Linked DNA regions of Mus musculus: region 2 is linked to region 1. A link is a loop called in an ENCODE intact Hi-C map of the cell type or tissue named here. Cell type or tissue: gastrocnemius. All regions are shown on one strand. Links, peaks and the distances in the headings refer to the core of each region. The heading gives the core; the rest is flanking DNA. Region 1 overlaps Mrps21 (mitochondrial ribosomal protein S21). Region 2 has its middle 27 kb from the start of Gm9054.

Region 1 (10,856 bases), core at 1,641-9,640:
GAGTTCAATTCCCAGCAACCACATAGTGGCTCTGTAATGGGATCTGATGCCCTCTTTTGGTGTGTCTGAAGACAGCTACAGTGTGCTCGTATAAATAAAATAAGTTTATCTTTAAAAAAAAAAAAAAGCCGGGCAGTGGTGAGAAACCCTGTCTCGAAAAACCAAAAAAAAAAAAAAAAAGAGAGAGAGAGAGAAAGTACTTCTGGTAGTCTATAGCATGTGCCACTATGCCCAACTTTAACTCATTTTTATGCTCATGAATATCCAATTTCCTGATACTATTATTTGCTTTGTTTGAGGCAGAGTCTCACGTAGCCCAGGCTGGCCTCAAACTCACTATGCAGATGATCTTGAACTCCTGATATTCTCACTTCCATCTCTTAAATTCTGAGATTACAGGCCTGAACCACCAAACCAAGCTCTCAGGCTGTCCTTTCCCTGTTTGAATAGTTTTGGCAGTTTTGGCAAAACTCAGATGAAGGCCTGCTCTGTAGGTAGAGGTGTTTTACAACGGCACCAGTTTGCTTCCAGGATCCCCTAAGGCAGCAGGAGAAAATTGACTCCTTGGAGTTGTTTTCAGGATTCCACAGGCACATAAACACAGAAGACCAGAACTTGGGATTCAGCTCAGTAGTATAGTACTTGTCTAGCATGCTTCAGACCCTGGGTCTGATGTCAGCACTGCAATAACATCAACTATCTGACATATATGAGTTTACTTTGTACTCTTCTATCCATCCACATCTGCCCCTATCAAAACATCTATATTTCCTTTATTCCTCTCGTAACCCCTTTGAAGAAGAGACTTCTATTTCCCCCTCCCTTCTCCTGTTGGAGATGATGTTTTCTTCAGATTGTCTCTGAATTCCTGGGCTTAGGTAATCTTCATTCTTTAGCATGAGCAGTTAGGACTAAATGTGTGTGTGTGGTGTGTGTGTGTGTGTGTGTGTGTGTGTGTGTGTGTGTGTGTGTGCTCTCTCGAGTGTGCATGCATGCCACCGTGAATACTTAGGACTAAGCTTGGGTGTCACTGTGCCTCGCTCTTTTTGTCATTTCCTCATGATGGAAACAATTCAGAAAAAAAAAATATGGAGGAATCACAGGCAGTGGAAGGCTAACACTATTTTAAATTCACTTGGTTAAATACTGAAAATAAAACTGGCTCCTTGTGCTGGAGAGGTGGCTTAGTGGGTAAGAGCACTGACTGCTCTTCTGAAGGTCCTGAGTTCAAATCCCAGCAACCACATGGTGGCTCACAACCATCCATAATGAGATCTGATGCCCTCTTCTGGTGTGTCTGAAGACAGCTACAGTGTACTTACATATAATGAATAAATCTTTAAGCTTTTACTGCCAGCACTGGCAAATAGAGGATCTCTGTGAGACCCTGTTTCAACTGCAAAACTGGAATACATTAATGAGAACATACTTATGGGGCAGGGAATCCATTTTATTCTTGAGAACTTTCCAGTATGATTATCAAGGACCTCTTTTGTCAGGAGATTCTTGTGAAAACTGAGATTGGAAAATCACCAAGAACATGTATTTGTCTAAAAATGGTACTGAGACAGCAGCCTCAAATTCTGAGTTCTCGAGCTATAGCCTAGCACAGACCTCTCCCACTTTATTCACACGCAGATCTAGGTGAACAAGCTGACAGCTGTTGAGCCAAAAATGTGATCCCAAAGAACAAGCAGCTTTCTTGGGTTGTGCTGGATAAAAAAAAAAAAAAAAAAAAAAAAAAAAGTGGAAATAGTCTGTAGAAAACCCAACCCACCATGACCAGTGTTCTAAAATGCAGTTACTCTATCAAAATAGCGGACCTCAGTAGGCCGTGAGCATTTCGTGCTGTTCGTGAGTTCCAGGATGCTGGTACTAGGTGCTGCAGACAGGAAACTGGGCGAGCTGAGCAGCGCAGTCGGCTCCCCCAGCTTGTCACTCACAGGCAGGCTTTATTGGGTTCTGTCATGCTACAGGGAAAGTGGGCTTTAGATTGTACTTTTCAAATGATTAAACCTAGCTTTTAGGGCGTGGTGCCCCATGTCTTTAGTAAGGACTGGGATCCACTACTCAGCAGGCTGAGGTAGGAATGTTACGTGAGTCCCAGAGTCTAGGCCAATCTAAGTAGTACAGCAAAAATCTCTCTCTTGAAGCCAGTCAATTAACTTTCCAATTACAAAAAAACAAGTAAAACCCTCATGCTATTGGGAAATTCTAATTTCCATCTTACTAGAAAACAACTGCCCTTTCTAATGAGTCTCACACCAAGGTATCTTCTAATTCTAGTTTCTGCTGGGGCTGGTGAGATGGCTCAGTGGGTAAAGATGCTTGCCACCAAGTCTAGCAGCCTGAGTTTGATCCTCAGGACCCACAAGGTGGAAGGAGAGAACCAATTCCCGAAAGCTGTCCTCTGACTTCCTCAGGTGGCTGTGGCATGTGTATAGACACACAGATTACATAAATAAGTGTAATTTGTAAAAGTTAGTTTTGGACTGGTAGTGGTGGTGCATGTCTTTAATTCCAGCATTTAGAGACAGAGGTAGACAAATCTCCGAATTCAAGGCTAGCCTGGTCTACAGAATGAGTTTCAGGACAGCCAGGGCCTCAGAAAGAAACCCTGTCTAGAAACAACAACAAAACAAACAAAACTCTTAGAAGAAAACAGAGTTTGTCTTCATGACACTGGATTTGGCAATGAATTCTAAGATGTGATACCAAAAACAAGGGCAACAAAGCAAACTGGACATGGAAAACTTCTGCCATTTGGCTGGGTGTGGTGGCAGATGACAGTAATCCTAGTCCTTGTGAGGCTGAGACAGGAGGATGGCCACTTTCAAGCCAGCCAAAGTCCTGTCACAGCAAACATCAAAGGAACCTACCACAGGATAAAAAGACAACCCACAGTGGGAGGCAACATCTACATGTCAGGTTCCTAAGGAAAGACCTGTCAACTCAGCAGTGAGGACCCCCGCCTAAGGACTTGAATGCTTCCTCAAAGGAGGAACAGTAAACTCACAAGAGGGCTCAAGGCATTAGCCACTAAAAAAGGGACAAGCCTGGAATCTCAACTGGAGAGGACAAGGCAGGTAGAGTACAAGTTTGAGGCCAGCCTGAGCTAAGTCCCTAAATCAAGAATGAATAAAAACAAAAAGTGAAGGCTAGAAATCAATGTGTTACACCACAAGGGGGTGATGTTTATCCACTAGCCCTAAATTCTGTCCCTTGAAACTGTTATGCTCAGAGGGTAGCATCCTGGGATGGGTGGCTAGCCCTCCTGCCTCTTCTCTGCCAGTCTTCTGCAGATGCTGGTGCCAACGCCCCGGATACTAGAGGTGCGTCTGTATGGAGACCAAGAAAGGAGGAAGCAGATGTCAGCAATGAAGGACTAGCAGGTTTTCTCACTGGGGTCAGAATGCTGCCATGGGAAGGCGCTGACACTGGGCATCGCCAACAAATTGAGTACATGCAGGACAGAAGCTCAGCTCCAGCAGGAATTACAATTATGCACAGGCCTATTAACAACTTGCTGGCCTGGACCTAAAGCAGGGGCCCTAACACGAATGACACAGCCCCTGTGCTGACATTGACACTATGTCTCACTCTGAGCCCTTCCCCCTACACACACCTCTTTCCTCTTATGATTCATTTACTGCTTTACCATCCATCCAGGGCACTTGTGCTCCCCACCCCACCCCCCATCAAGATTCAAGGACAGAAACAGGAGTTAGCATTGTAAGGTCTGTTCCTGGGATTCTTTTGAGTCTAGTTTAGTAGTATTTTAGGAGACTTCATTAAGAACACATACATACTACTCAAAGGGCAGACAGAGAAGGGCAGTTCAGTGAAGAGTAACATCTGCATTTCCGGTGAGAGTTGTTTTTGGGACTCATAACAATTGGATAGGAAATGTAGGATTTTTTTTTTACAGTTGGAAACTTTCCTTGCCTCACCTGGACTCAGAAAAGGGGGTTTAAAATTCTAAAACCACGGGCTGGAGAGGCTCAGAGGTTAAGAACACCGGCTGCTCTTCCAGAGGTCCTGAGTTCAATTCCTAGCAACCACGTGGTGGCTCACAACCATCTATGAGATCTGGTGCCCTCTTCTGGCCAGCAGACATACATGCAGGCAGAATGCTGTATACTAATAAATCTTTAAAACAAAACAAAAAAAAAACAACAAAAAACCTCGCTGGGCGGTGGTGGCGCACGACTTTGATCCCGGCACTTGGGGGGGCAGAGGCAGGCGGATTTCCGAGTTGGAGGCCAGCCTGGTCTACAGAATGAGTTCCAGGACAGCCAGGGCTATACAGAGAAACCCTGTCTCGAAAAACCAAAAAGAAATTCTAAAACCACAGCAATTTAGCTGGGTGGGGTGGTACACACCTTTAATCCCAGCACTCAGGAAACAGGCAGGTGGTTCTCTGTGCATTTGAGGCCAGCCTGGTTACAGAGATTCAAAAACAAGAAAAAGCCACCAAAAAAATAAATAAATAAATAGTAACAAAACAGTAATTTAACCAAGTGTACAGCTCAGTAGTATTAAGTCCATTCACATATTCAATGTTTGCCTAGCATGTATGTCTGTGTGCCATGGATATATATGGTGCCTATGGGGATCAGAAAAGGAATTCCCTTGGGGTTTGACTCACAGACAGTTGTGAGCCACAAGGGTATGTGTACTATATTCATGAAGTACCCAAAGAGGCCAGAAGATGGCGACAGACAGTTGGAACTGGAGTTTCAGAGTCCTGTGTCACCCATTAGGTGTTGGAACTCAACTAAGTCCTGTACAAAAGAGAAGCAGCGCCCTTAACTGCTGAGCCATCTCTCCAGCCCTAATATTTTCTTTCCTTCTCTCTCTCTCTCTCTCTCTCTCTCTCCTTCCTTCCTTCCTTCCTTCCTTCCTTCTTTCTTTCTGGCACCATGGTTTCTTGAACTTTCCCAAATCTTTATAAACAGAAACTCTATCATTACATGTATCTTCTGATTGGCCCCTCTCCTAGGCTAGCAACAAATATTACTGCTCCTATTCCATTTTTTTTATTCTTTCTTTTCTTTTCTTTTTCTTTTTTTAAGATTCATTATTATATGTAAGTACAGTGTAGCTGACTTCAGACACACCAGAAGAGGGCATCAGATCTCATTATGGGTGGTTGTGAGCCACCATGTGGTTGCTGGGATTTGAACTTAGGACCTTTGGAAGAGCAGTCAATGCTCTTAACCGCTGAGCCATCTCTCCAGCCCTCATTCTTTATTTTCATTTTAATCAAAGACGGGGTCCGCTGTGGACCAATAAGACAGCTTCTGTATGTCCAAGCCTTCTTGTTCACCTGTGATGGAGTTTTTATTATAGAGAAAAGTAACAGAACTTGGCTGGATAAAGAAAGGAGTTGGACATGGGTGTGTGGGTGCCTAGCCCCAAGCCTCAGCAGCCCAGCCACGGGTCTGCACGGTTCTTTCGCATCAAGAAGTTAATCTTTCGAGCCATTTCCATGTTGTAGATCCTCCGGCATGTTTCATAGCTCTCCCGCTGGCGGCGGCGGCAAGGCTTCTCATAGTAGCGTCGTCGACTTATGACTTCGGTAAGCCCATCCGTGGTGAGGATTCTGTATAAAGGCAGGTGATGAAGTCAGATGCTGTTCGTCATCACTGTTCCTTACCAGTTTCACTGCCCATCGGAAGTCAAGAGGCAAAAATAACTTGTGTTTGAAAATGATGGTGGTGACAACATAACACTGACTGCTTTCTAGAGGCTGCAGTAAGACCCCGTGAGGTAAATTTAAAAAGCAGCCATAGTGCTTACCCTGGAGCTACGCTCTCTCTTTGACTCCCTCCACACACCACGCCCACGGTGTAAGACAGCCTCTGAGGGTCAGTGGTTCCCGGTGCAGTGCTTTCCAGTCACGGGAGGGGAAGCACACGTGAAGCCTGGCGTGTGGTGGCGCATGCTTTTGATCCCAGAACTCAGGAAGCAGAGGCAGATGGATCTCTGTGAGTTGGAGGCCAAGCAGAGCCACATAGAGAGACCTTGTCCCACAAAACCAAAACCAAACGAAAACAACCACAACTGAGGCAAACTATTTGTAATTAAAACAAAACAAAACAAAACTCAATGGAGTGACCCCTAGTTGATTCTTAGTGAAAAATGTAGCTCCCTCTTCTTTGTATTTGAGAACTGGTAGGGTGGTGTACACGGCTATCAGCCCAGGACCTGGAGGCTGATGTAAGAGGATAGTTTCAGATGACCCCTTAGAAAAAAAAAACAACTGATACAACTTAAGTCTGAGCAATTGTGGGGCTCCCTAAACACAGGCCCTCGTCATAGCCAGGACACAAAGGAGAGCATTGCAACAGCCTCACTCACCATTTCCCATGTCCCACATGCTCTAATCACACAACTGTGTGTCATGAGTGTGTAGGTGCTGGCAGAGGTTAGGGATCTGCCCTAGGTGTTGTTCCGCAGGCTCACCCCCTTCCTTCTGTAAGGATCTCATTGGCCGGGAGAGCACCCAGCGATTGGGCCAGCCTAGACAACGACAGGGGAAGAGCTGGGTGGGGCTTTTCATCCGGGGGAGGGGGGTGGGGGGAGAAAACACAGGCCAAGGAGATGGAGCATCGGGGCATCATCTCAGTACCTAAGCATTTCCTTTCTCTTTAGTGCTGGAGATGAAACCGAGAGCACTGATAAGCAAGACGGAGGAGCACAACTTTAATCCCAGCACTTGGGAGGCAAAGGCAGGCGGATCTCTGAGTTTGAGACCAAATTGATTTACACAGTTCCAGGCTAGCCAAGACTACACAGTGAGACCCTGTCTCAAACAACTAAACAAAATAAATAAATAAATAAATATTAAAAACGATTAAAAACAGGCTGTGGGCTGGAGAGATGGCTCAGTGGTTAAGAGCACTGACTGTTCTTCCAGAAGTCCTGAGTTCAATTCCTAGTAACCACGTGGTGGCTCACAACCATCTGTAATGGGGTCTGATGCCCCCTTCTGGTGTGTCTGAAGACAGCTACAGTGTACTCACATACATTAAATAAATAAATCTTTTTTAAAAAATTAAAAGCATAGATTAGGCTGGAAAGATGGTTGAGTTGACACTGGACCTGAGTTCTAGTGCAAGAATCCAGGTAAAAAGGCCCCCACTTGTAATCCCAGCACTGGAGGAGGAGCTAGACCAGCCAGCCTAGAACGCACACACACACACACACACACACACACACGCACGCACGCACGCACGCACGCACGCACTCCCTCCACCACAGCAGAAGCACTCATTCAACTTCATCTCTAATAGGCAAGGATGTAGGTCAAGCTTTGTAGCAGAATTAAGTATGGTGCTGGTGGTGTAACTCAGTTGTTACCTGGTTTCATCCCCAGAACCCCTTAACCCAGTGTGGTGCCAGCACCTGGGGAGGCAGGAGTTCAAGTCATACATGGCCAGCCTAGGATACACGAGACCCTGTCTCAAAAAACCCCTAAAACCAACCAAATAAACAGACCCAAAAGAACTCAAGAAGTAATAGCTAAAGGGCTGGGGGTGTAGCTGAGGGGTAGAATGCTTGTCTGAGTTATCTGTGAGGCCCCTGGGTCTACTCCCCAGTGCGGGGGTGGGGGTGGGGTAACTGAAGCTGGAGCTCAATGGCAGCACTCTGGGAAGGTGTTACTAGTGTCACCTTGGTCTACAAAGGTAGTTCAAGGACTAGCAAATGAGAGCTTAGTGTAAACAGATCAGCTTAGAGTTCTGGTGCCTGGCAACCCTACATGACGGAGAAACCAGCTGCCAGTTTTAGTAAAATTCAACTGATTATGTAAAAGGAGCCGAGCGGCTTCCAAGAGGAACCTGGGGGTGGCAGATTCACATGTCAATGTAGCCAGGCTGCGTCAGCCGCTGTGTATGCAGGAGGACTCAATGAACCCAGAAGCTGGCCCATCAGGAGTAAAAGGGGTCAACTGGGAATGCTTCCAGTGTTCTTGTCTTTCCTAGTCTGGGGGCCAGCCAATCACACATGGCTTCTAGCAACCCCCACTCTCCACATCCTCATGTCAGGGCTCCAATGAAGGCCCCTGGTTACATAACAGGCATTTCTGGCAGTCTCCTGGGGTAGGCACATAGGCCTTCCCCTTTGTAAGGCTCCCGGTGCGCTCCAAACTCCACGAAAGCTCGACCATGGCTCCCCTGTCCCTTACAACCGCTAATGCAATCAGATCACAGAATGAGAGGCTTACTTCAAACACAACCACCCGAAAGCCAAGGAAGAGAAGACTGGGCTGAGACAGGTATGTAGAAAAGGTGACCCAAGGGGAACACAGCGGAGAACAGCAGAGGAAAAAGAGAAGCCAGGCCAGGAAAGCTGCATCTGGACGGGAGGTCGAGCACGCGCAGACTCTGCTCGCACGGTCAGGAAAGCTGCATCTGGACGGGAGGTCGAGCACGCGCAGACTCTGCTCGCATGGTCAGGAAAGCTGCATCTGGACGGGAGGTCGAAGCACTGCGCAGACTCTGCTCGCACACACATGCTTACAACGCCTTGCCTAGGAAAGCACCCTAAGAGCAAGGGATTGATCGCTTCCCGCCTCCAACCAGGCTAGAGAACAACTTATAAGACATTTCCACAACACTCCAAGACTTAAAAAAAAAAGTATAAATGCAGCTTTCTTCTTTGCAAATTATATTTTTATACTAAAAATGTAGCTTTTTGGTTTTGAGACAGGGTCTTAAATATCTCAGGCCGGCCTCTGACTTAATATGTAATCAAGGATAACCTTGAATTCCTGATTCTCCTGCCTCAGCTTTCTTGTGCCGGCTGGAATTACAAACATGTGCCACCCCAAGCAATCTACTATTTTTAAAATGCAGCTTTCTGGAGTGACTGTAAATGCCAATACATTCCCTGCGCCGTTTTCCAAAGCTTGGTTTCAAGTTCATAAGGAGCCCCAAGGAGCTCAAAGCTCGGGTTCAGAGTCCAGCGGCCTGGGTGTCTTCACTTGTTCTTATAAACACCTCTTCTGCTCAATTGAAGCCTTCCTTTTCCAAGGACTCTTTCTCTCCTGCAGTCTTACATAGCCCAGGCTGGCCTCAAGCTTGCTGTGTAACCAAGGATAACTTGATCTTCCTGTCTGCATCTCTGAGTGCCAGCCAGAGTTACAGGCAAAAGCACTATTTATCATTTTCTTTCTTCTTCTTTTTTTTTGGTTTTTCAACACAGGGTTTCTCTGTATAGGCCTGGCTGTCCTGGAACTCACTTTGTAGACCAGGCTGGCCTCGAACTCTTAAGTCCACCTGCCTCTGCCTCTCGAGTGCTGGGATCAAAGGTGTGCGCCACCACGCCTGACTATTTGTCATTTTCTATGGTGCTACTGGACCAATGCCTTCCTACCAAGTATGCTACATCCTCAGATCAAATCTTCTCTTCTTAGGTAATATAAATTGGGTCCTCCCCTCAAAAATAAAACCTTATAATTTCCTTGGTGTTCTAACAACTGAAGTAAGAAAAAAGTATTCAGCCAGGGCAGTGGTGGTGCACACCTTTAATCCCAACACTCAGGTGGCAGAGGCGGGCGGATCTCTGAGTTCGAGGCCAGCCTGTTCTACAGAGTGAGTTCCAGGATAGCCAGGGCTACACAGAAAAACTCAAAAAGTACTCAGTGTCATTTTTTGAGACAGGGTCTGTATAGTTCAAGCTTGAAATTCTCCTGCCTCAGCTTCTACAGGACTGGGGCTGCGGCTGCAAGTGTAAGTCACCACCCCCAACTGCTTTGTACTTAACTTATTTTTTTTAAAGAAACTAAAATTCTTTATGCTGAGGATTCAGCTTGTAATTGATTGGTAGCGTGCTTCCGTGGCATGTACAGAGGCCTGGGTTCCCCAGAGCTGCAGAGGATGGGGTGCTGTACGTGTGTGCGAGTGCCTGTGACCCTGTGACCCTGACTCAGGAGACGGGGGCAAAGCATCAGGAGCTTAAGGTTATTCTTAGCTTTATGATAAATCTGAGGCCAGACTGGGCTACATAAGACTCTGTCACAAAAAAATTTTTTAAAAGAAATAAACGTTCCTTGGACAAGATCTGAATTAATACCAGGTCAGATGGTAGAAAATATCTACGTAGTATCTACTTTTTAGGTTTTTATTATCTTATGTACATATTTATCTGCCTACATGCATGTCTAGGTATATGGCACATGGTATGTGCCTGGTCCTGTGGAGGCCAGGAGACGGTGTCAGATGCTCTGGAAGTGGAGTGGGTGTTGAGAATTGAACTTGGCCCCCTAGAGAGCAGCCAGTGCACTTGGCCAGCTCTCCCACTCTGTGGAGGTCAGAAGATACTGTCCAAGAGTTAATGTTCTTCTTCTACCACATGGGTCTGGGACCCAAACTCAAGTGGCTTGAGAGCAAGCCCCTTTAACAGCCCTTGGTCCCTATGTAGCCCAGGATGGCCTCAAATTTGCAATACAGTCAAGGACAACTTGGAGCTTCAGGACCTCCAACCACCACTTCCTAACTGCTGGAACTGTGAGGGTGCGTCGCCACACGCAGTTTATAGAGTACTAGAGAAGAAACCCAAAGTCTCACGCAAGCTAGCTAAGCACTGTACCATCTGAGCTATAAACCCAATCCAACTGGATAGTGCAGAGCCAGGGGAATCCAGACCCTCCTCAGGGATACCTGAATACACAAGGCACACACGAACATTCACATAAATAAAGATAAAATATTTTGTTTGTTGTGGTTTTTGAGACATAGCCCCGATTGACCTAGATCTCACTATCTAGACCAAGCTGACCGTGAGTTCACAGAGATAAAGTGCTAGGATTAAAGAAAAATAAAATATATCTTTAAAAACAAAACCAAGTA
Region 2 (10,856 bases), core at 1,956-9,955, 96 kb after region 1:
GTTAGGCTTCAGTGCACTGGCCCCAGGATTCAAGGAAGGCAACAGCAGTGGGGGTGGGGTAGTCACAGCTGTCACTCTAATTTGCTTTCCTTTTAGTCTTTGTGTGTTCAGTCTTTGGGAGTCATTTGTGGTTCACAGATTAAAAAATGCCAAATTATGCACAGATCCAGCTATTGTTAAAGGCATCTTGTTTAACAAACATGGATACCTGTGCTTGAGGCACCTGCACAGTAGACAGCAAAGTGAATAATTCATGACTCCAGCCTTGCCAAACAAAGTCTGAGCAGACCCTTTGTGCCAGAGAGAAAGAGCAAGCAGGGAAATGGCTGCACTGACAGCTTGGACCCAGGAGGCTGACAGGACGCTAGAACTTCATTTGCTCATTTCAGGGAAGGTCTGATCGTCTGTTTTGCACCTCACCATGTTCCTGCAATGCCCACCCACTGTGACTCATGGGATGTGCTGGGGAGAGTTACTGGGGTCTACACCTGTGTGTTGATGTACTCATTTGTAGGGAGGTTGTACGTTTGCAATAGTTCTTGGTCTGTGTTCTAGATCAGCACTCTTGAAATGACATACAATGCTGGCTAGAATTCAAGCCACAGATGTTTTTAACATTTCCTGGCAGTCCTATTAAAAAGGAGGAAACAGGGGCTGGAGAGATGGCTCAGTGGTTAAGAGCACTCTGACTGCTCTTCCGGAGGTCCTGAGTTCAAATCCCAGCAACCACATGGTGGCTCACAACCATCTGTAATGAAATGGGATGCCCTCTTCTGGTGTGTCTGAAGACAGCTACAGTGTACTTACATATAATAAGTTAAAAAAAAAAAAAAAAAGGAGGAAACAGGTGGTGCTGGTGAGCGCCTTTAATCCCAGCACTTGGGAGGCAGAGGCAGGCAGATATTTGTGAGTTTGTGGCCAGCCTGGTCTACAGAGCTAGTTCCAAGACAGCCAGGACTACACAGAGAGACCCTGTCTTCAAAAGAAAACAACCCTCACCACTGACCCCCACCCCCAAAAAGAGGAAGAACCAATTTTGACAGTATGTTTTACTTAACCCAACAAATCCAAATATAATTTCAACATGTAAGCAATGCAAAAAATATTACTAAAATTTAGTTTTCATATAAGTCTTTATAGTTTGGGGTAGGTAGAGTTTTATGTCTCAATTTTAATTAGCCACATTTCAAGCACTCGGAGACTGGGTAGAGATCTAGCATGCTGTATGTCTGGGAAAAGGGAACTGAGAAGCAGAAGAAATGGTCTCGTGGCTCTCTGGCCATCATGGAGTCAGAGTCCCAGCTGATCTTGAGGACACTTTCTAGATTAATCTGACAAACTTATGCGTCTTTGATCCATTTTCCTTTAAAATATATTTATAGCTGGGCAGTGGTTGCGCACGCCTTTAATCCCAGCACTTGGGAGGTAGAGACAGGCAGATTTCTGAGTTCGAGGCCAGCCTGATCTACAAAGTGAGTTCCAGGACAGCCAAGGCTGTGGGAAGCCACATGTGCCGTTGCAGAGTGGCGCTGGCTTCCGCTGGCCACTACGCATACATAGACAGTAAAGTTTTTTGCCAAGATGAAGTTTTGAGAATTAACCAATCAGATGAGAGATAAGTTAGCCAATCAGATGAGAGAGAAGTTAACCAATCAGATGTAGGCATGCAAATGAGGTGGTAAGCATAACCCAAGCACAACCAATTTGGGTGCGAGACACGCCTCTCCTAGGGCTATATAAGCAGCACCAGTTCTGGGCTTGGGGTCTCTCCGCCTCTGCAATCAAGCTCTCCCAATAAACGTGTGCAGAAGGATCCTGTTGTAGCGTTGTTCTTGTTCTTGCTGGCGAGTCGGCCACAAGACAAGGCTATACAGAGAAACTCTGTTTCGAAAAAAAAACCAAACAAACAAACAAAAAAAGAAAGGAAGAAAGGAAGTTTCCAATTTAAACCAGCAGTGGTCATTGCTCAGTGTATATTGAAGCCACATTGGAACTGAGAGCCGAACAAGTATGCTGGTCTAAAGACTCCCAAATGGAGCTTTTTAGATTAGACCACAGACAGGTTAAGGGTGTGTCCTTTCCCACAGATAATTTGTGACCCATGGTAGGTATGGACTCAAAGATAAAAAAACAAAACAAAAACAAAACAGGGTTCAAATCCAGTAAGCAGAGGTAGCCCTTGGGTTTTGGATTGATCAAATAGTCCTGGAAAGCAGGAAAGGCGTCTCCAGGCTTGTACATTTCCAGACTCACTGAGCTGTGGAAAGTTTGCACGGAGCAAGTCTCTCAGTGAGATGGGGGTGGGGGTGGCACTTGAGAGTCCTCAAGAACTACTGGGTGCCTCCAGTTACTTTGCCCTCATGTTTTTGGTTGTGGTAAATTCATGGAACAACTCTTATCTGGAGGTCAGACTGTGTCAGAGAAAGACAGAAGTGAGAGGAGAGGAGACTGAGAGTGAAAGAAACAGCTGCCTGAGAGGGATGGCTGCCTGGCCCTGCCAGGCCCACACAGGTCTAGTCTGGGGATGCGAACACGGGAGGTCCATGTGCAGGGCTCGGGCCTCCAGTGGACATGAGATGCCCTGCCCAGGTTCAGCACCAAACTTTAGATTTCTGAGTCAGTGCAAAGGCGCAGAGGTAGGGAGAGCCTGACCTTCAACAGATGGGCACACAGCGAGGGCAGCCCGCTCCCTTGGGAAGTTGAGAGGGTCTCCCAAGTGAAAAAGCTGGCTGCCACCCCTCACAGGGGCATCATGAGGGGCTTGGGAATGAGGAGATTGCTGCAGCCATAAGATGCCATGTGTGTCTCCTGCAGTCTTTCGTTTTGAAATTGTTTACACAAGGTGAGACAGAGCACCTTAGAAGACAGGCTGTCCCAACAGATATTCCTGAGATCACCAATCACAAACTGGCTGAGCGAAGGACACCTGTAATCTCATCAGAACCCTGATGTACAACCGACGTACAACTGGCAGGATGCATGGGCCATTCACTCGCCATCAGGAGAGAGCTGGAAGTGCCCGGGGTGCACTGTGTTCAAATGCAGGAGTGACCTTGGTAATGCTCCTGAACTTGGATCCCCTCTCTCTAGGGAACTCAGTGGGGACACCAGACACCCCTGGTTGCCTGCTAGCTGCCTGTCAGAAGCAGGGCCATTCCTTGAGTAATCTTGTTTCTGCATAACCTCAAATTGTGCATCACCCCACACTAACCTGTTCTGTTACCAATGATTGATTTGTGATGTTTCCTTTTTAAAAGCGTATAATTACATTTTTATGGATTCTGCTTTACTTTTGTCTAATTATTTTAAAATAGTAACAGAGGGCACAGAGGAAGCCTTGAGTGACTGTAAAGAGTGGATGGCATTCTCAGTGAATGTGTATGGTTGATAGGGGCTTGGTCATGCCAAGGACCCATGGGTGTGGCAAAGCCTTCCTCCGGGGAGGCTCAGAGAGTCTGCAAACTCTTCCTCTAGTCTAAGTGACAAAGTTGACAGTGTGCAAGTTCTAGTGTATGCAAAGACTAGCAACCCATCTTCCTCTTCCTGGATGTTCTCAGAGACTTTTTGTTTAGAGAGACTGCCTACCAAGATTAGCTGACCCCTCCCCGATGTGCTGTACCTAATAATAAACACTTTAAGATGCCAGGTAGTTGGTGCCATTCCATCAGAGTGCACACAGCCCACCTGACCCCAGCTTTTCCATCTGTGTATCTTTCATTTCTTGAGTGTCTGTCCTTTATTCTCTCATGGCTCCTCATCAGGTCAAGGCACCAAGCCATGCTGGCTGTAATATACTAATATTAATACCAGGCCTTCAGTTTTATGCAGTTAAAACTAAGGGTCTAATCAGATCTGTAGAGAATATAAATGATATCATTTAATATAGAACTACTTCTTCTTCTTCTTCTTCTTCTTCTTCTTCTTCTTCTTCTTCTTCTTCTTCTTCTTCTTCTTCTTTCCTCCTCCTCCTCTTCCTCATCCTCCTCCTTCTCCTCCTCCCCCTTCCCCCTCCTCCTCCTTCTCCTTCTCCTTCTCTTCTTTCTCACCTCTCCCTATCCCCTCCCCCCCCTCCTCTTCCTCTTCTTTTTCTTTCTTGCCTTGCTTATTTTTTTGGAGACAGGCCATTCCAGAACACACTATGTAGAGATCAGGTTGGCCTAAACTCACAAGAGATCTGCAGGCCTCTGACTCCCAAGCTCTGGGATCAAAGGCAGGCACCACTAGGCCCAGATCAGATTACTATTCTTATTTCTGAGTTTTAAGTCCTACTTCTAATGTTAGTAGTCATATTAATACTGCATTTTCAGAGTCTGTGGAATCTAAATACTGTTTCCAAGAAAGACCAAACTGTCATCTATGTAAATTAAACTGTGAAAGAGTACGGTGGGAACTTCCTTTTAAATGTCACTCCAGTCAGTTGGCAGCCTCCCAATTCCTAGTCAGTCAGTAGGAGCCGTTATTTGTACTAAAAATGGAACACACTTGGAAGTACACTCTGTCTGGGGAAAGTGTTGGTAATGGAGTGTAGTGTGCATTCCTGGAAGGGCCCGTTATTAAAAATTTAATGACTAAAGGCTGCTCTCTTTCCTCCCCCTCCCCGTTCTCCCTCCCTCTCTTCCTTTCTTCTCCTCTGTCCTTCCCTCTCCTCTTTGTAAAATAGTCTCTCACTGCAGCTCAGGCTGATAAGGAATTATGATATTCTTGCCTCAGGTTCCCAAGTACTTGAACCCCCGGCTTCACATTCATTCTCTTCTTTTTCTCCTTCTTGAGACAGGCCCTTACTTTGTTGAGCTGAAATCCTCTCACACTACCCTGAAGTCCCTCTCTGGACAGAGTTGATAAGTGTGTGTGCTCGCGATTGCGTGTGTGTGTGTGTGTGTGTGTGTGTGTGTGTGTGTGGCATTGTAGTCTCACCCACCCCCCAATCCTGCAGCTGTAAGCCCAGGACCAAGACAACCTTGAACCCTAATTTATTTTATTCCATGCCTTCTCCTGCCTCATGACATCTGGCAAATGTGTCAGATGGAAAACCTGTAAGACCAAGGAGTGAATTCTCTTTGTTACAGAAGGTCTGTCTGTCTGTCATTCTCCCCTCAGAAGCCCATCACACTATCCAGACGTCTGTTTTTCCTAATGGCCCTCTGTTTGAACCTCAGGCTTGCTCTCTCCCTTCAGACTCAGGTCATGGCTGCCTCTGATGTGACATCTAACATTCCTGATAGAGCATATTTGGTCTCAGCCTCCTGTCTATGAGCCTGTAACCACTTTTAATATTTATAACACAAGTGTTGCCATTTTCCAGGGGGGGGGGACACATTTACTTAAATGGCTATAAAGCTGAATACTGAAATTTGTTTGCTACAATATTTGATTTCTCTTTTTGACTCATATTCTAGTATTGATATTGAAAATTCACACACAGGTGAAAGTGGACAAGCTGCTGACATCTGATTTTTATTTTTTAATTGAGCATTTGTAGATTTATTTATTTTGTTTCTATGAGTGTTTTGCCTGCAAGTATGCATGTTCCCAGTGCCCGTCGGAGGTCAGAGGGCACTGGGGCCTTCAGAACTGCACTATGGACAGCAGGAGGTTGTGAGGACCATGTGGGTGGGAGGGGCTGAACTCAGGTCCTCCAGCAGTGCAATGTTTTAGTTACTGTGAAAAGACACCATGACCAGGGCAACTTACAAAGGAAAGCGTTTCATTTGGGGGCTCACAATTCTAGAGAGCTGGAGTCCATGGCCATCGTGGCAGGGTGGGGTGGAGAGGATGGGAGCAGGCAGGCAGGTCTGGGGTAGAGCAGTAGCTAAAAGCCTATACTTTATTCACAGGCATAGCACACAAACATGCACGCACACACAGAGAGAGACAGACAGAGGGACAGAGACAGAGAGAGACAGAGAGAATTCTAATTGAGAATGGTGTAGGTTTTTGAAACCTAAAAGTCCTCTCCCTCTGTGACACACATCTTCCAAGAAGGCCCCATGTCCTCATCCTTCCTAAACAGTTCTATCAACTGGGGACCAAGCATCAAATAGATGAGCCGCTGGGCAATTGTATTGCAAGCCATCACAGTGCTCCAAAGTGCCGACAAACAAGATTTTAAGTTCCATAACTAAGAACCATCTGTAACTCCAGCCTGAGTAGTTCTGATGCCCTCTTCTGGCTTCTACAGGTACTGCACACATTTGATACATAGCCATACATTTAGGCAAACTATTCATATCCATTCGTCTTAGAGTTACTATTGCTGTGGTGAAACGCCACGTCCAAGAGCACCTTTGGGGAGGAAAGGGTTTGTTTGGCTTATGTATCCCAAGTTACAGTCCACTAAGGGAAGCCAAGGCAGGAACTCAAACAGGGCAGGAACCTGGAGGCAGGAGCTGATGCAGAAGCCATGGAGGGCTGCTGCTTACTGGCTTGCTCCTCATGGCTTGCTCAGCCTGCTTTCGTATAGAACCAGATATAGCATTGCCCACAGTGAGCTGGTCTCTCCCACAACAATTGCTAATTAAGAAATGCCAGTCAAGCTTGCCTACAGGCCAATCTATTGGAGGTCTTTTCTCAGTTGAGGTTCCCTCTTCCCAGATGACTCTAGCTTGTGTCAAGTTGACCAAAAACAAAACAAAACAAAACAAAAACAAAAACAAACAAAACACAAAACAAAACAAACAAAACCCCAAAACAAGCAAAAACTTACTAAATTTCTATCATAGCTTGGTGTTGATCTTAAAAGCATAAGTTAAAGAAATGGACTTCAAATTCATCCTGCTGGACTAACAAAACAACTGGAAGGAAGCTTATTACTGGAATAGCCTTCCTAAGAGGATCATATATGAGCATGGGGGTGTTATTGCAGGAGCTTACAACCATCTATAATGTGATCTAATGCCCTCTTCTGGCATGTAGGTGTACATGCAGATTGAACACTCATATGCATTAAATAAATTTTTAGGAAAGAAATGTATAGTGGCGCACACCTTTAATCTCAGCACTTGGGAGGCAGAGACAGGTGGATTTCTGAGTTAGAGACCAGCCTGGTCTACAAAGTGAGTTCCAGGACAGCCAGGGCTACACAGAGAAACCCTGTCTTGAAAAACCAAAAAAAAAAAAAAAAAAAAAAAAAAAAAAAAAAAAGTAAAAAAGTAAGTGCAGTGAAGGCCTCTGTGGGTTCTGAGTTGTGTGGGTAAACTGCTGCATTTGGAACTGGCAGTTGGCTGGACAGAGGTATTGCCATACGTCTTGTAGTGGGTGTCTGAAGAGGGGACCGCTTGTGATGGGCTCTACCTTTACCCTGTAGATTCTGCCTTACACTGGGTAGTTAGTTGGTGTCACAGCATACACAATGATGGACAACAATGACAATAATTACTCTGTGTGTCCCCTGGTGCCTCATGCATCTCTTGTCTTGAAAGTCACATTTTATGCTTTAGGTAACAGATGCCATAAAGTCACACCATGTGTCAGATCTCACGCTGGAGAAGTACTAGGGTGAGTGGAGGCATTGCCCACCCCCCACAAAAGGGCTCAGACAGTCTCTGACCTCCCCGTCTGAGAGATCATCTCTCCATTTGGAATCCCAATCTCCCTCCAGTCCGACAATGGTCTTGAATTCACCTGCACATCTAAACCCTATCTAAAGTCCTCAACTTCCCTTGTTATTTTCATGTCCCATACGAACAGTCCTCGGGAAAGATAGAACAAGCTAATCGCTCTTTAAAAATCACTCTTGTGAAACGCACCAGGACTTCACCTCTATTGGATGAAGCTCCGCACACCAACTCCTGTCCACCCCTACCAACATTGGAGATCAAGTCCTTCTCTCCCCTCTGGACCAACATCCCTCAGCCCTTTCTCCTGAATGGCAGGCCCCCTTTAAAGTAATTCTTGGGACCCCCCTCCCCCACAGCCGCTAAGCTTGAGGGATCCCCTCACTGGATTCACCAATCTCACCTCAAAGCCCCTTATTCCCCCACCTCAGGGTAACTTCCCTTCTTACATATCAACCCCAACAGGACCCTGCTCCCTCAGGGTTTGGAGGACACCAAGATCAGCCACCTTGTCCCCAGAAGAATGAGGCCTCACTTTGGCTGCCCTGCTTGACTCTCCTGGAGTGGACACCGATGTTTCCTCCTTTTCCTCTTGTCTGCTTCTTTCCAGGGTAACTCTTACACACGGAGATTCGAGGTTCAGGAAACCTTCACTTACAACAAACAGTTCCTTCAAATAGGGTCGGGAAATCGTTTCATAGCAGTTTGTCCTGTGAAGATCTTGATTTCAGATGTCAAGCCTTCAGAAATTTCTGGTGCTTTATGTCTGTGCTGTTTGGCTGTAGCTGTCCAGGGAAGGGCATGCCCCTTCTTTGTGCTCTTGTTCCTTCTATTTTGAGTTATCGTCCATCACTATTCACCAAGTCCCCCAGGCGAGCTATTTTAAGGCCCCTTCCCCTTGGTGCCCCTCTGTGTTGTCTGTGGGTTTAGGACCCCCTCTTCCCTTGGCGCCTCTCCGGGTTGTCCTTGGGTTGCCTGCCTGTAACTCTCTTGGGGGCAGGCTGTTACTTAGGGATTTTTTTTTTTCCTTGCTATTCAGAGAAAATTCCTACAGGGGAGGAATCATTATGCCTGTTCATAAGAACAGGGGGGAAGTAAGTAACAAGGCTTAGAGCAGCGGTTCTCAGTCTGTGGGGCGCAACCCCTTTGGGGGTCAAAGGACCCTTTCACGGGGGCTGCATACCAGGTACCCTGCATATCATATTATTTTTGCATTACAATTCATAATTGTAACAAAGTTACAGTTATGAGGTTGCGACGAAATAATTTTCTGGTTGTGTGTGTGGGGTGTCACCACAACATGAGGAACTGTATTAAAGGACCGCAGCGTCAGGAAGGTCTAGTGTTTTCTTCAGAAAGTTCCACGGGCTGAATGCAGAACAATGACCATGGCGGGTGCAGCGGGGAGGCCAGGTGCTCACTGTGGAGCTCAGGCTATCAGCCCAGTTATTTGAGGTGCAGCTTAGGAGAGTGTGGGCCATACCTCGCTAGGAGAATGCTTGTGATCACAGGAATTTGGGGGGCTGATGGGTGCTTGGGTACCGTACAGAGACCCAACATCACAGCAGCTTCCACACTGGTGACACGGTGCTGAAAGAGAAGGCCATGCTGTCAGGCATTTGTCTATATTAAGGAGCAAGGTCTACTTTCTATCCTTTATCAAGCTCAGCTGTTGCTACAGACTGCTACAGCTGTTGCTAACTGTGCATAAGAAAGTCTGCTCTACGCTAAAGTCGCATTAAGAAGGACTGTTAGTCTGGCGGGCATGGTGACGCATGCCTTTAATCCCAGCACTTAGGAGGCAGAGACAGGTGAATTTCTGAGTTCGAGGCCAGCCTGGTCTACAGAGTGAGTTCCAGGATAGCCAGGGCTACACAGAGAAACCCTGTCTCGGAAAAAAAAACAAACAAAACAAAAACAAAAGAAGCACTGTTAACACTTTTGAAGTCTTTTGAAGTCAGATTCTCCGTTCTGAATCCAATTTTAGCCTTCCCAAAGCCAGTATGGTTGGGTCCATAGACCTGTATTATCTCTTGTGGCCAGTGGCTACTTAAAATTGGCCACATATTTAAATGCATGTATTATGTTTGTCTTTTGATGCCAGATTGAGGATTTACTTATACATGCATTGATCTCTGGCTTACACTCTTAGAATGTGTGTGTGTATATATATATATATGTTTTAGGGGAAATATGGCAGTAATTAGCACTCAGAAAATACAGCATTTAAAAAACTTATTTTGTATTTTATTTTATGTGGATGGTGTCTTGTCTACAGGTATGTGTGTGTGTGCACCGAATGCATGCCTGGTGCCCAAGGAAGCCAGAAGAAGACACCATAGCCCCTGGAACCGGAGCTAAAGATGGCTGTGAGCTGCCTTGTGGATGCTGGGAACTGAATTCTGGTCCTCTGGATGAGCAGACAAAAAGCCTCTCTCCAGCTCTACACACGGAGTTTTACAACATGCATTGTTCAAATGCAGAAATTCTAACAGGATAAGGTGCTGAACACATGCCCAGCTGCCCCTAAAGCCACCCCCCACTGTTGCCGGAACAGATTCCCACAAACATCCTTTACAAAAACATGGATCAGTTTTACAGTTTTGGAGTCAAGACTGTTTTGAAATGGGCATTAGACTCCTAAATGGCAGATGCCTGCAGGGTTGTATTGCTTCTGGAGGGTTTAGGAGTGAACCTTTCCCTGCCTTTTCTAGGCACAGCTCACATTTCTAAGAGGACTGACCCCTGAGCCCCTGACCCCTGACCCCGTCCTCTTTGAAAGTAGCCATCTTACCCCTCTGGCCTTGGCTCCATCCCCTTGTTTCCTTTTCTGCCCTGACTTCCTGTCTCCCTCTGTCTCTCAAAAAGAGACCTGTGACGGCATTGGCCCCAGACTTAGCCCACCTTGAGCTCCTTAACCCCACCTGCAATCCTTTCAGTCCAGTATGGTAACACAGGGTCTGGGAGACTGTTCCTTAAGAGAGAGACCAAAGGAAAAGTGCTATGGAATTAGCAATGAATATATCAGCTGATTTCTAGTTATGTGCTTAAGACATCTTCCAGATGTTTTATGATAACATTTAAGAATAAGTTGAACAATAAATTGTTCTGTTTTGGATTGAGAGACAAGGTTTCTCTGTGTAGCCCTCCCTGAAACTTGCTAGGTAGACCAGGCTGGCCTTGCGTTTACATAGCTCCACCTGCTGGAAGCCCGGGATTAAAGGTGTGCACCATCACAGGCCAGCAGCTTCGACTTTTATTTTATTTTATTTTTTTACTGCTCCAGTCAATGGAAGGGGACTT

Evidence for each region. A loop is a pair of places that touch in the nucleus more often than their neighbours do. Peaks named below come from ENCODE experiments on the same cell type or tissue, not always from the same donor. Only the 100,000 strongest peaks of a DNase experiment are listed, where the experiment ranks them.
Region 2: it touches region 1 in a loop (2.3-fold over the local background); 10 of 42 quality-filtered maps call a loop at or near these places.

Annotation. Positions count from the first base shown.
Region 1 is chr3:95,857,328-95,868,183 of GRCm38, forward strand. Mrps21 (mitochondrial ribosomal protein S21) reads right to left here. Exons shown (of 3, transcript NM_001355759.1): 3 at 5,307-5,605. The coding sequence ends at 5,425. Among named protein-coding and RNA genes, the nearest start is that of Prpf3, 6.9 kb to the left of the region's middle. In gastrocnemius, for the core only: CTCF peaks have their summits at 3,176 (motif pointing right), 4,100 (motif pointing left) and 4,715 (motif pointing right); a DNase peak (open chromatin) is centred at 4,709; H3K27ac peaks cover 3,236 bases.
Region 2 is chr3:95,953,126-95,963,981 of GRCm38, forward strand. No RefSeq gene overlaps it. Among named protein-coding and RNA genes, the nearest start is that of Gm9054, 27 kb to the right of the region's middle. In gastrocnemius, for the core only: CTCF peaks have their summits at 6,170 (motif pointing left) and 6,923 (motif pointing left); no DNase peak of the experiment used is centred there; H3K27ac peaks cover 1,261 bases.